Linked DNA regions of Homo sapiens: region 2 is linked to region 1. The links are chromatin contacts, found by Hi-C in ENCODE. All regions are on one chromosome and are shown on one strand. The core of a region is the stretch at or near the end of the contact, and the rest is flanking DNA. Distances in the headings are between cores, read along the strand shown. Region 1 overlaps RFX3 (regulatory factor X3). Region 2 holds the start of GLIS3-AS1 (GLIS3 antisense RNA 1).

What was found. Hi-C counts contacts between places; a loop is a spot of excess contacts on that map. Pooled maps may share reads with other maps.
Region 2: a loop to region 1 is called in a pooled map, with 4 times the contacts of the local background. The contact joins the promoter of GLIS3-AS1 here to the enhancer-like site in region 1. A Hi-C loop is called at or near these places in 1 of 37 single-sample maps with no recorded cell type and 4 of 50 pooled maps.

What each region holds. Positions count from the first base shown.
Region 1 is chr9:3,476,127-3,480,989 of GRCh38, reverse strand. The region is part of intron 1 of RFX3 (regulatory factor X3); the gene reads left to right. Among named protein-coding and RNA genes, the nearest start is that of RFX3, 47 kb to the left of the region's middle. RefSeq lists enhancers at 2,448-2,497, 1,520-2,719. Within about 2 kb of position 2,334, at least 7 of the 41 ENCODE cell types and tissues checked have a DNase peak (open chromatin) inside an H3K27ac peak, as active enhancers do.
Region 2 is chr9:3,895,998-3,900,860 of GRCh38, reverse strand. It overlaps GLIS3-AS1 (GLIS3 antisense RNA 1), which reads right to left and starts at 2,215. Exons shown (of 2, transcript NR_026663.1): 1 at 1,902-2,215; 2 at 1-28. GLIS3 (GLIS family zinc finger 3) reads left to right here. Exons shown (of 11, transcript NM_001042413.2): 7 at 2,026-2,170.

The DNA.
Region 1 (4,863 bases), core at 1,085-3,584:
TGGTAGTCATTTAGCATATAGGGTAATTGATGATGGTTATAATTTTATTAATAGGGAGGAGAATGGAGCCTAGCTAGGTTGATTATACTTACCATCCTGTCAGCTAAATAATATTTCCTTATATTTGTATAGCAGTTTACAGCTTTCAAAGCTCTTATTTATTCTACAGCGTTCCTCTAAGACAGGCAGGGCATGTATAATTTTTCCTGTTTTACAATACAGCAGCTGAAGCTTAGAGAGATTAATTGACTTGTCTAAGGTCATATGGCTTTTAAGTGATTAACAGGTTCCACTTATAATTAAGATTCCTGGTGAACGTAGATTGACTCTCATTGTGGGAAAGAACAGAGAATAGAATCTGACTATAATTGCTCAGTCTTCAAGCTTTAGCCATTTTATAGTTTCTTGTGGTTGTGTCCATTCCAGTCATCTGAACATTGGCCTGAATGTTTTAGTTGTCTATTACATTGATGGCATTCATGCTCGTGTGAAGTCACTTTCCTTTCAGTTTGGGTTGGGCCTGTAGCTTGTTTTAACAAAGAGAATGCAAAGGGATTAAAGCTCTTCCAGGTCTGGGTGCAAAAAGGCCCGACAACTTATGCTTTTGTGTTTTCGAGAGAGAGGATCATCATGTAAGAATCTGACCGTTCTCCTAGAGAGACCCAGTGGAAAAGAGGCCACATGGAGAGGGAGAATTTCTGAGATTACATGGAGAGAGATGCTTAGCCATGCTAGTATCCTAGCTGATCTCATTTCTCACCTGCTGGCTGAAAGCAGTAGTATGAATGACCACCAGCAAGATGACTGTAAGAACTGCCTAGTTGAGCCCTGCTCAGATTGCAGAATTATGACCAAATAAAATGGTGGTTGTTGTGCCAGTAAGTTTTGGGGTGGTTTGTTACACAACAAAAGAAAAGCAAAAGAAACATGCGACAATATTCTTGAAAATAAAAGCCTTGCTAAAAGATGTTTACTTTTCTCGGCCTACCTTGACAGTTTTGGTCTTTCCTTGGCTTGCCAATACCAGCTAACAAAAGAGAAATAGTAATGAACAACTCTTTTCTCTTCCAGAAGCCCGCGATTTTGGCCTATACTTGGGTGAATCTGAGGTAAACTCAATCTCTGTTCTGAGTCTCTTCAGAGAAATCTCAAGAGATAGGGTTGCCTCCTAAGTCAAGTATCTGATTCTTCTTTTCTGTCGATTTCCCACTTCCAGTTTTCTGTGGTTTTAAAAAAATTTCTTACTATCAGAGTATAGTTGGTTTTGGCCTCAGTCAGCCAAGTAAGACAAGATGGACTAGGCTTTCCTCCTCACTTTTACTTGTTTCTGTTGTCCCCAAAAGATTTGAGAGGCCGTTTAGGACTGAGAGTGGCTCTGAGACCAGTAATCACCTTTGTTTTTGATGATTCACATATTAGTTAACAGGAAAGATGTGATAAATTGTTTATGCAGTTTATTTTTTCCTGTCTCACAGATCTGTTTCACTCTCATTTAAGTACTGAAATACAGATTTTTTTCATAAGTTTCTATTAGAGATAAGAATCAGTGATCTAAAAATTTTAAGTATATTTTTAAAAAATCAAACTAAGTGAGGGTTTGTTTTTTTTGGTTAAGATCTTTTTGTCCTGAAAATTATAAATTCAGAATATTACAGAACTTGATCAACTTCCAGAATGGTGGAGTGAGGGCCTCAGTGAATTTGTGCTGCCTATACAACAACAAAAATATGGGTAAAATAATGAAAATCAGCCATTTTAGAATTCTGGCAATTAAGCAGGAGTATGAATTGAAAATCATCTGTCCAAGAGAAAACTAGTGAATCTTGGGAAGACCAGTGGGGTCTGCGATATTTTAACTTGGGGTTATTCTCATCTCTCTCTCCAGCTTAGTGGTGTAGCTAAAAGCTGGCAGTATTGCAGACAATGGAGAGAGCTGACCACTTCTGGAGCCCCATTGAAGGCACTATCCCCAGAGCACAGTTAATATTTTGTCCCAACTTGCAGCTCCCTGGGAAAACTCTTTTCAGAGAGAGTGGCTGGATATTTGATTTGACTCTGAACTCAGCTCAGTTGGGGGAAGAAAAAGCTTACCCCCAGGGCATTACTGAAACAATAGCAAACTGTTGGCAAAATGTCAATTGCCTAAGGCTGTGATTTCAGTTGAGGCAAAGGAAGAATCTGGCCAGGAATTTAAAAGGAAAGTCTGGAGAACTAGCCAACTATAGGGAACTTTGGAAAGCTCTGGCATATTCCTGGGTATTTAAAAGGCTGTACAATGTGCAAGTCTGTACACATGCCCGGAAATGACCTGGGAAAGGAGAATGTCACCTCTGACTGATCTTGAGGCACTGTGTAAGCAGGAAGTGAAAATCAGTGCTATTTGTAAGCTTCCTGAAGTTTGAAGGTATGACTTCTCATGAAGATTTCTTTGGCAAAAGGTAGAAGACATATAGGCAAAGCATTTAAGGAAATCTTTTAAATGATCATTGGTTGACTACTACATTTTACTGGTCCAGGTATGACTTCTTGGAAGCCAGGCTTACAAATAAAAACAAGATCCTAAAAAAAAAAAAAAAAAAAGTTCTAGCAGAGAACTCGGTGGCCACACACTACGGGGAATACAGGATCTGTAAAATTCGTTCATGAAAGTACTAAAGAATCAGCATCAAGAAAAACAACACACTGATGATTAAAAAATTTAGGGGAATAATGTGGAGCAATCTGATATGAGATTTGTTAAAATATATTACCTAAAATGTTCAGTTTTAACAAAAATTGAGAAATGCAAAGAAACAGGAAATAAAACACACAGAGACAAATAATAAAAAACGAACAAAAAAAGTCCCTGTGGGAGCCTAGATTTTAGACTTTGTAGTCTTTAAGTTAGCTATTACAAATACATTCAAAGAACTAAATGAAACCATGTCTAAAGAATTAAAGGGAAGCATCAGAATGGTGTTTCACCAGAGAAAGAGTATCAATAAAGATAGAAATTATTAAAAAACAAGGAAGTTCTGGAGCTTAAAAGTATAATAACTGAAATGAAAAATTCACTAGAGGAGCTCAACAACAGATATAAATTGGCAAATGAAGGAATCTTTTAACTCGAAGTTAGGTCAATAGAGATTGTTCAATGTGAGGATCAGAAAGAAAAATGAACAGAGTCTCAAAAGACTTATGTGACTCCATTAAATGTTGTGCCAACATGGACATTATAGGATTCCCAGAAGATGAGAATGAGGCAGAAAGAATATTTAAAAAAAAATGGCAGAAAACTTTCCAAACTTGCTGAAAAATATTACTCTGTGCTACACATCCAAGAAGCTCACTGTAATCCAAGTTGAATAAGCCCAAAGTGATCCATACCTAGACCCATCATAGTTGAATTTAAAGAAAAATCTTGAAAGTAGCAGGAGAAAAATGACTTGTTACAAGGAATCCTCAATAGGCTTAATAGCTGACTTACGAGAAACCCTGGAGGCTAGAAGACATTTTCAACATTGAAAGTAAAAGACTGTCAACCAGTAATTCTCTATTTAGCTAAACTTTTCTTCAAAACTGAAAGTGAAATTAAGACGTTTCCAAATAGATAAAAACTGAAAGGATTCTCACGAACTCTAAGAAATGTTAAAGGGAGTCTTTCAGGTTGAAATGAAAGGACACTTAATGGTAAATTTTAATCCGTGTGAAGAAATAAAGAGGAATGGTTAAAGGTAACTACAGGCATTATGAAAGACATGTACAAATAGATTGAATAATAGATTGAAGTTTTTGTTAGGGATAGGCTCTAAATCCATGTCTTTTGTATAGTATAAATTGTGATTCTGTATTGGAATTATACTTTGCTGTCTGGAGAAGTGTTTATAAAAGTAATGAAAATTTTGGTTTCAGGTAAAACAAAAATTAGAACAAAAATTATACTGAAAATAATTATTACATAAATTTTGAATGATAACTATGAGCTAGTGACATATATGTATTACATCATTTTCTCATTACAATATCTCACTAGGGTGTGTTATCTAGATTTTATAGATGGGGAAAATTGAATTAAGAAAGAAAGTGACTTGCCCAAGGTCATTTAAGTAGTAAGTGGTGGAGCTAGGATTTGAGCTGTGGTCTGTTTAACACTAAAGCCCAAGCTTTTAAATACTGCTTTACACCTTAATATCCGGTGCTTTAATATTCTTGGCCTTCTTTCAAAAACTTCCCTCTTCCTGTCAATTCCAATAAATGCGTTTTTGTTTGTAACATTTTTTTCTCCAGTTATTTAAAACACAACTGAATAAAGCAATTCTTATAAAGTTGTATTGATGGGCTTATGATACATAAAAGATGGATTCCTTCATAGTTTTACAGATATGGTTCTCTTCTGGAATTTATAATACAACATGAATGCATCACTACCTTATAAGGCAGAGATAAGGTGCTGTTTGTCTGTGCCTCTAGTTTCTAAAATTGACTTGGTTTAATGGCATCATCTTAATGGTGATTGCTGTCACTGAGCTACTTCATCTCTTCCCCTGTTTTCAAGCAGTCCATAAATACTAAACTTTGCATCAATGCTGATAAACTAGCTACCTTCCAGTGCCCTATATTTGATGATCCTCTCTTGGCACTTAATAAGTTCAGCTTATAGATGATGTTTATGATTATATTCTGTGGGCAGCAAGCCATCCAGATGCCGAGGCAAGAGACCAGGGGCACGAGTTGTTCCAGTGTAATAAAGAACATAAAACAACAAGAGTTATACTAGATCTACATAGACATGATTATATATGAATATCATATGAATTATATGTATATATTATATATATTATATATGAGTATCATTAATCATTTGTAGCAATTACTCTTTATGCC
Region 2 (4,863 bases), core at 966-3,465, 420 kb before region 1:
CAACCGTGGTGTGGCCCGTTCAGAGGACCTTACAGAAAGCAGAAGAAAGGACTTTAAAAAAGGGAAGGAAATAAATTCATAATAGTACTACTGAAAGCAAAAATCAGTTGTAATGTTCAATTATATTACTTTCTGATATTTTGTCTGTGTATTTTTATGTAATTATCATTTTGTATATATATAAAACTTTGAGTTTTGCTTTTATGTTCATGAATACCATTTTAATGGTTGCATAATAGTCCATCAAATTGAGGTAAAATCATTGATTAGCCCTATTTGTGGACATTTAAGACATTTTAAGTTACATTTTCTGATTAGGTATTGCTATAAATAATGCTATTTGTTTTATATATATATGTGTATATTTTGGGGGGGGTACAAATCTTCTTTAACACCTCTGGCTATTTCCTTAAGACAAGTTCTAGAATCAAATTATTTCAATTATGGACCTTGAAAAAATATTCCCACATACCATCTAGACTGTTTGTACCAATATTCACTCCTATGAACATTGTTGAACAATGCCTCTCTCACTGTACCTTCATTACTGTTTTTTTTTAAGTTTTTGATAATTCAGCAAGTAAAAAGACGTTTTAACATTGCACTTCTTTGCAAGTGTGCAAACATTTTTCACGCTTATTATCATTTCTGTTTCTCCTTTTTTTTTTTTTTTTAACAGTTTCTGTTCAAGTCAAGGCTTTATCCAACGTCTCCTTCCCATTTCCACCTCCCCACCTTTTATCTCTGGTTTCATCTTCTATTTCTCTTCCCCAGGCCCCAGGCTCACCCTGCTTGACTCTTACTTCTCCGCACAACCACAGGGTAGGCAGGTTCTTCCCCCATAGGTCTGTACGGCTTATTCCTCACTTCTTTCAAAGCTTTTTATAAATGCCATCTTCAAGAGGCTTTCCTTGATCTCCTATCTAAAGCTGCCACCCCTTATTCCTACTCACTGTCTCGCTTCTCCGCATCACTTTTCTCCATAGCATTTATCACCATCTGAGGTTGTATATGTTTTATTTGTTCATCATCTGCTTCCCCATCTAGAGTCTAACTTTGACAAAAGCAGTCAGTATTCCTAGGGTCTAGAGAAGTATGTAACAAACACTTAATAAATATTTGTTGACTGCATAAGCATACTCTAGCTCTATATCTAAAGGTTTAGTCTTGTCTTTATAAAATCCATTTATACACACACTCTTTAAATACCAAAGATGATTACCATTTGCAATATTTGTAACAAATACATTTCTAGATTGCTTTTAAGGTATTATGTTTTTGTACAAGCAGAACGTTAATATTTTTATGTCACTAAATCTTACATTGTTTTTTTTTTCCATTTCAATTACACTTAAAAAATTCTTATTCATTAAAAGATCAGATAACTTTTCACCTAGTTTATTTTAGCATTTTTTATTGTTTGATTTTTTTTTTACATGTAACTCTTTAATGTATAAGATCTAAATTGTTCTGTTTTTATGTAACTGACTGTTGGAGTTTTGTTACTGTTAATCACATTGTTTTATCTTTGAATCATGCCATAATATATTAAAATTTAACTTGAGTATTTTCCTTTCATGGAAAATCTATAGGAGTTAAATCTCAATGGGCATTTCTTAATCATCTCTGGGATGTTTTCATGACAGTGTTTCTATTTTAAAAGCACTTTCCAAGATGGACTAAATCTACTTGAGTTTGTTGTTGTTATCGTTACAAGTTCTGATAAGATACGGAGCAAATAAAAGGAAGTATAATAGGAAGTTGAGTTGCCAGAAGTGGAAATATCAAGGACTGAAGTCAAATCCGCCTCTAGCCACATTTTTCCAGAAGCTCTTGCCAGGTGTTATTAGGATTGGAGAACTGATCCTTTTATTGACACTCTGTTAAGCTCTGTGCCTTACCCGTAGTTGCTGCTTGATAAATTTTTGTGGGCTGAGTTGCACTGATAGAGCATGATGCCTTCCCAGGAAAATATTCCAAGGACCGGCTCTCCTTATCGATGTCTCTTCCGTTTTGTCCTCTTAGTTGCGGTCCAGCACAGAGCTCCATCCAGACCTGCTCACAGATTGCCTCACCGTGCAGTCCCTGCAGCCGGCCACTTCCCCTAGAGATGCTGCTGCTGAAGGGACCGTGGGACGCTCCCCTGGACCCGGGCCTGACCTCTATTCAGGTAAAGACAGCAAAGGCAGAGCCAACCACAACTACCCTTTTTTAGGCCTTTTACTCTGGTTAAAAGGAATGCTCACGTGAGAAAAATTTTCCTAAGATCGTCTGTGTTGTTCTTTATCAATGGGCTGCAAATTGCTCTCCACCCCTTCTGATTCCTGAGCTGGGTGTGGCAGCAGATTGTTTTTTCTCATAAAGAAATAAAATAAAATAATGCATTACCTCTTTTAGTTATGGACTTCTGCCAGAAATTCAGTGTACCCAACCCTCGCAGTTATGTTACATTTACTCACTTGATTTAGACTCGAAGGAAATGTTTCCTCCTTAAGCAGGTAGCAGGCTGCGTGTGGATTTCTTAATGAAACAGTTGTTGTCATCTTTATGTTTTAAAAGGAAGCCCCAGGTCTCTAAGGAAATTTTCACATCAGCAAACCAACTTATAAGAATGTTCATTCATGTTTGCCAACCATTGTGGGAAAGGAGATGGGATGACACTCCCAGACCACCTTCCATCTGCCTAGGTTTGAATAATAGGTGACTATATTTGGAAAATTACATGTATGTAGTAAAAAACAAAAAAAATAAGAAAAGATTAATATACCATAAGGAAGTTATTTTTCTTTTACTCAGCCTGGATTTTTATGCATTTTCTACTCTCTGTAATGGTGATATACTTATGCAAACATAATTAGTGATTGTCCTTACATATGGAACACTCTTACAGTCATGCTATGAAGATGAGAAAAAAGATTTACCAGCTCCACATTCCAGACAATGAGAATTTTCTATTTTCTGTGGGTTGCAGATACTACCCCCACCCCCATCTGATTCCAGAGCCAGGTTTGGCAGCAGACTGTTTTTTTCTTTCGAAAAGTATGAATAAGCCATTAGAATTTAAAATTTACAGATGCATTGCAGTGGAATGGGAGAAAGACATCCTTGTACAACGTTTTAAATTTGACAGTTCTCAGTTGATTCAGATGCAGAGAGAAAGGGCAGTAAGCAAGTATTGCAAGAGCATCAGTCATCAAAACTGGGCCTTAATCATGGCCCATTGGACCTTTATCAGTTGCTTTAAGCACTTACTGTTGGGGACAACATAGCCTCTGCTTTTTGAGACACAGGGAGATGAGACGAAGAAGGGTTGACCAAACTTACAGAGGTTTCAGGTACAGGTTCATATACAGACATCAAATATATCAATGTGCAGTGTTACCAACACATACATAAATATTTTGTATTAAATATATATATATATATGAAAAACCATGACTAGCTTTTGTTTTTGTGTGTCTGATTTGTTCAGTATTTGATATATGAACATTTATTTCAGCACATTAAATTAGCAAACAATTTTAAACAGCCTATAAAGCATTCCCCTACTACTTCAGTTCATTAATCTATGATCTTACTAAGACCTGGAACCCAATAGTCAACAGTCAACACTAACCAGAAGTGATTGAAAAATGGCCTAACATACAATATAAATGGTTTCTAGTGATGGGCTAGTCTGGCTGTATTTAATCCTCTCAGAAATGGGTTTGGGAAGCAATGCTATCCATATCTATGGAAAACATTAGCACCTTTGTTGTATGTAGCATACAGCATATGGCTCATTTTCGAAACTGTCACATTTGTCTTGGTGTCTGTTTTTATATGTCTGGTAGTGTTTTTAAAGCTTTAGAGTTTTAAATATTTTAAGGTTCAGCTTGAAATGTTTTTGTCATTCCAAGCAAATGTCCACTTTTTGTCCATGACTCTATTCTATATTCGGTCCTCAAAAAGATTTTGAGCTCTGGAATTAGAGCCTCCGGCTGTGGTAGGTTTGCCTCCTAAGGGGCAAGGATACCTAAGTTGCTCCAGCCATCAGTGGAGTGTCTTCAGGTTGACCCACATTTTCCGTAACTCTTGAGAACACTTGAAACATGCAGATGATCATGTTGCTCAACTTTGTTCCCAGAATTTTACTTCTCCAGGTACCTTATGACTGTGAAAGTTTACCCTCTCTACTTCTTTTTTTTTTTAATTGAGATGGGAGTCTCACTCTGTCAACCAGGCTGGACTGCAGTGGCACCATCTCAGCTCACTGCAACCTCTACCTCCCAGGTTCAAGCAATTCTCCTGCCTCAGCCTCCCTAGCAGCTGGGACTACAGGTGTGCACCACCACACCTGGGTAGTTTTTTGTATTTTTAGTAGAGACTGGATTTCACCATGTTGGCCAGGCTGGTCTCAAACTCCTGACCTCAGGTGATCCACCCACCTCGGCCTCCAAAAGTGCTGGGATTACAGGCATGAGCCACTGTGCTCGGGCCCTACTTCTTTCCTTATTCCTCCTTCCCTCAGGTATGATTTTGCTTTCTAACTTTCTTCCTTTTAAAAAAATGTTACGCCTTTTGTTTTGCAGAGTAGGCAACAAACCAAGAGGCAGAACCAGGCAGGGGAAAAAATTACAAAACAAAAATTTAAGCCTTTCTTTTAAAGTTCTAGAAATGTGCTTGTGTGGAGTGCATATTAACATCCACTGCAAACCTTCGCCCTAGATCTATGGAAAGAAGCCAAACCATGAAAAATGCCAAAGGTGCAAAAGGAAACTTCATCAATTAGTTAAATGTAAAATCTGAAGTGTTAAGACAATTTGATGAAGATTAAGACTTGGCTAAATAGCAAAAGTACTTGGAGTTATTCCCTTTTATGTT